Regions from separate parts of the Homo sapiens genome. Here region 1 is linked to region 2. A link is an interaction called in ENCODE POLR2A ChIA-PET data of the cell type or tissue named here. Cell type or tissue: MCF 10A. All regions are shown on one strand.

Region 1 (2,500 bases), 600 kb before region 2:
AACCGCAGGCATTGCTTTTGGCATTGTAACAAGCCGTATTAGGAAAATGCTGAGTTCCAGATCATCCAGAGATACTGTATAGCCAAAAGGATAAATACCGAGATAAACAGCCTGGAAACAAAAGCAAAGAGGAAATCTTTATCAATATTTATAGATGTTTCCTTAGATAAAAATATAAATGGGCTGCCATGCAGCAGATGTTAAAGCTGAAATATGAAAGCTCCATCACTTTGTGTATCCCTCTGTTGACAGACTCTGGGGAAGAATGGAATAGTTTTCCAAGGGTATGATTCATCACCAAGTTCTGAGCTGTATAATTTCCATCTGTGTGAAATTATTTTCACATACTCATTTGCTACATTCTTATTTCAATTTCTAGATCCATATTCTATGGTAGTTGTTAAAATTGTGAAGATATAAACCAGTTATCATGAGCTGAAAAGGGGTATTAACAGATTATCAGTTTTTTTGTTTTTTGTTTTTGAGACAGGGTCTCATTCTGTCACCCAGGCTGGAGTGCAGTGGCACAATCTAGGCTCACTGCAGCCTCGATCCCCCAGGCTCAAACAATTCTCGCACCTCAGCCTCCTGAGTAGCTGCGACTCTGGGCATGCACCACCTCACCTGGCTAATTTTGTTTATTTTGTGTAGAGATGAGGTATCATTATCAGACTATCAGTTTTGTTCACAAGATGTGAATTTGGGATTCCTATGCACTGCCTTCCAAAATGATGCTTTAGGTATTTGTTTTACTGGTGAAATTCTTTAATATATTCTACTCAACTTCCTATTTTACGGAACAAGTAGAAATGCTTCCAAGACTGATTAGAACCAGGTAAGAGTCAACTTAAAAAAATCTTCATTTTTTTTTCTTACACAAGTCAGTTATGAGAGGGGATATGGGACATGGTTAACAGCGTAGCCTCAAGTAAGTGTTCCACCCTCCATAAAAGGGTTTGGAAAGCGATTATAAAAGTCTCAGGTCGTAAATTAAACAAATGTATACAAAAATGCATTTGTAAATAATCTTTGTTTTTACAAGTCTTTGCAATAAACTGTCAGTTTGGTCTCCAGCAGAGAGAGCTGGAGGAGTGGAGCTTCCAGATGTAGTCTCCGGTGTGAGTCCCAGCAATGGAGACCTTGATGCTATGAGCTCTGGAGACTCTCATGAAGAGGACTTGGGGGGATGAAGAAGTGACTGGGAAACTGCTCATGCCGAGGAGATGGGAGGTGCCCTGGAAATAGCTGCTTCAGGATCTTAAGCCATGACGGATAGAATGTTAAAAGTCATTCCACAAAGTGGTGTGTTTCAATGCAAAGGCTAGAGAACTGTAAAAAGGTGGTTACCAAGGCTGGGAAGATACAACTATTTCAAGAGTGACTCTGAAAAAGATCCTGATGCCTTGAGGTACCCTTCTGAAATTCAAGTAACAATGTACAAATATCTGCCTTGTTTCAGAATTTATGGAGTATACAATTCATGTTTCTAAAAGAGCCTACCTGCAGCTGGTTTCCACATCTGAAATTATAGTGCTCTCCAAGTCACATAGCTGGAAATTAAATGTTCAAGTTCTACCTTGGCCCCAATTTGATGTTTGGTGCTCTCTGGATTGAGTTGAATTATGTTCAAGCTTTGCAATTTCACTTGTGGTAAAGGCTCTAACATTTTCTCTTTCTATGCAAATTTCTTTTTTTCTTTTTTTTTTTTTTTTTTTTGCGCAACGGAGGTTCGTTCTTGTTGCCCAGTCTGAAGTGCAACGACGCGACCTCGGCTCACTGTAACCTCCGCCTCCCAGGTTCAAACGATTCTCCTGCCTCAGCCTCCCAAGTAACTGGGATTATACGCGTGCGCCACCATGCCCGGCTAATTTTTTGCATTTTTAGTAGAGATGGGTTTTCTCCATGTTGGTCAGGCTGGTCGTGAACTCCCAACCTCAGGTGATCTACTCACCTTGGCCTCCCAAAGTGCTGGGATTACAGGCGTGAGTCACCACATCCTGACTCTATGCAAATTTCTTGAAGGAGAATTGCTTGCATATTTCTTCTCTGCCTTCACAGAAGGCAGAGTTTCTTTCAAACTTAACTGAGGCATCAGTTGCTCTTTGGCTGTTTCTTACCATGATTATTAACAATAAGTTTGTGGCTTGGGTTTGCAAACTGTACTGTTTGTTGCACTGATCTTCCCATATAGTAATTTTTAGTTGGTGAAAAAAATTAACCCTCATCTGAAATTAACATATCAGTTTTTTTAACTAGTCTCAGATTTTAAAACTTGCAATAAAGTGGAAACTCATTGGTTTTTCTTGCCCTTTCGAACTCTTGTAATTGAGTTTTCATCATGTTTTATATTAAAGTGTTTTATATTAAACAAGTTTTCATCATGTTTTATATATAAAGCTAACACATGGCTACAAAAAAGAAGTATCTGGGTTCAATCTTAAGTCTGCCACTCACTAGATTAGGTTTGTAACTTAGCCTCTTTGTGTTTTAGTTTCTTCGT
Region 2 (2,500 bases):
CTTTCATCCTGGCCTTACTTCCTGCTTGCTGTGCTCACTTCATGCTTGGTACTAATCGTGTGATACCGAATCTAGATTCCTAGTTGTTATATATATATCATATATATTTACAGATTAAATATAATATGTACATAATAGATAAATTATAATTACATAAACTTAATATTTAATATATTTAATTGATTGTTCTATAATTGATTGATTATTTGAATGACTTTTATTTATTCATTCTTCCATTTGATCAGCCTTTGACCATCTTATTTTTATAGTAACCATAGCCCACTGGCAGTTTATTTTAATCTATGATTTATGCATTCTACCTTTTCTAATTTTTTATTAATTTTTAAATAATTACTTCTTATATCAGCCACGTTTTTATCAGGAAAATAGAAGCCACTCTGTGTCTTCCAAATATTAATAGTTTTAGACAAGAAAGTGAAGCTTCTGCAACTGTTAGGGAAGCAAAGGTCAAGGAGGCCATTGTTAACACTCTGCTTGGAGCACTGAAGCACACGATTCCCAGGAGCTCACCTGGAAAACTGCAAAACTTGTGAGTCGAGAGATGCTCTAGACATCTATCCCCTCTCGTAGCACAAAAGGCAATTCTCCAAAAGTTCATCTGAAAGCTGCTTTGAACCTTACATCTCTCCATGCGTGTGCCTACAACTGCCACTGGAGAATACTGGCCTTGCCTTCCTCCTTCCTCATACAAGTGCGTCTTCCTGGATGGTCTCTCCTGAACCTCACAGAGAAGAGAATTCTGCAAATTACAACTACAGTCCTGATTTCTCTTCCATGGAGCAGGGAGACATTAGAAGGGGTGGCAGGGATGTTCAGTTGACAACAAATAGCTCCACACACTTGTTCTACGCTCACTGAAAACAGTTATATTAATGACATTGATGACAATAAGCTTAATAAATATTTTGTTTGTCCACTGGGTACCAATGCCCACTTTCCTGTAAAATAACAAAAACTAAATGGTAATGCCCATTCAGTATGGTGCATACAATGAACGTTATGACTGACGCTGAGCTGTCTGCATTACTGTTTTATGACTCTTAAGTGGATAGATGAGTCACATCCTTGTGTCCTACACACAACCCATTAAAAGCAACAGGCCTCTGCAGACCTGGGGAAAAACAAGGCAGTCTTGCACTCTTAGATTTCATTCCTGGCAAAGGTGCTATAAGTCAAAATGATGTAAGCTGAATCAGATTTTCCAGTAGAAACTAAGCCACATTCATTACCAACAGCTTAAAGACCAACCTCTTTATAGAAAATGACCACAGACGTCACAATTAGCTAAATGCAAATGGTATATCTGTAAACAAGTCAATGTAAGCCTTTACAAAACATATAGATACCGAACAGGGCAATACAGAAGTCAACCACCGGATTATAATCGCTATTTAAAATGCTGATATCTTCTAATGATTTTTGTTATATTTACCAAAATGAATAGCATTTGTTCAGGGACTCTTTGGGCACATTCTGAGAGTAATCTTTAAAAAGATCTGTGAGGAAAATTAGGAATGTGCGATATGTTTTGAGAAATAAATCCAGGGATGTGTGCTCCTTAGTGTCCGTCTGCTTATAGTCCCCAAATGTACAAAGCAAAGAATAATTGGCCATTGGGTTTTGCTTTCTGAACTGCTGGCACATAAGTACTAGCTACTTACTACCTTATACCTAAAAATTGCTTTTAAAATGCACAACTTAACCTCCATTTTCACTGAAATTTCTGACATTTTATCCCCTATTACACTATTACAAAGTGTCAGGAGCTCTCAGTTCCTGACCTAGAACAGAAGCCAGGTCCACTAATATATATCAGTGGGTCTGACTCATTAGACTGATTATAAAGGTTGATTTGATTCTGACTCCAGAAATAATTCTTTTGCAGCAGTAGTAGAATTGAATCCTCTAATGGAAAAATGTTACTTTCCAATTAAAAAAAAAAAGACTCCGAAAGAGTGACTATTCAGAATACTTGTAAGTTAAAAGCACTTTCTTTTCCCCCATAAGTGTACTGGAATGTAGAGATCCAAATTCACAGTCTTCTCTGAAAGTCATTATTTTGCTCTAAACCTTTCTGGGATTTCTGTGTGTGAACTGCCTTTTAAATCATCATAATCCAGGTGATGTGATCTATGTCAATCACTTTATGTTCACAAGACAGTTTTCATTTGTCCACGGCCTTTTTTTTCTTCCTCGGTCCCTCTCTTCTCTCCTCCACTTAATCTGCCGGAAATCCAGATCTTCCTTCTCTGTTACCTTCATGCTGGAGCCAGACAGGAGACATTCTTAAGTGCTGGGAGTGGGTACTGGAGCAGGGATAGTGGAGCCCAACCGAGGCTACCTGGGCAGGAAGGAGCACATCATCAGGAAGCAAACTCCAGGCCACGTATACAAAGCATCGCACTCAGAGGATGTCTGTATTCCCAAAGTCATGGACCAGGCAAGTTTTACCAAGTCTCTGGGAACATCCGTGTTCCCA

Evidence for each region. Peaks named below come from ENCODE experiments on the same cell type or tissue, not always from the same donor. Only the 100,000 strongest peaks of a DNase experiment are listed, where the experiment ranks them.
Region 1: POLR2A ChIA-PET joins it to region 2 with 5 read pairs; 2 of 35 experiments call an interaction of 5 or more read pairs at or near these places.

What each region holds. Positions count from the first base shown.
Region 1 is chr11:129,041,686-129,044,185 of GRCh38, forward strand. The region is part of intron 10 of ARHGAP32 (Rho GTPase activating protein 32); the gene reads right to left. Among named protein-coding and RNA genes, the nearest start is that of TP53AIP1, 100 kb to the left of the region's middle. In MCF 10A, no CTCF peak of the experiment used is centred here; no DNase peak of the experiment used is centred here.
Region 2 is chr11:129,638,415-129,640,914 of GRCh38, forward strand. No RefSeq gene overlaps it. Among named protein-coding and RNA genes, the nearest start is that of LINC01395, 22 kb to the left of the region's middle. RefSeq lists an enhancer at 766-1,965. In MCF 10A, no CTCF peak of the experiment used is centred here; a DNase peak (open chromatin) is centred at 1,117.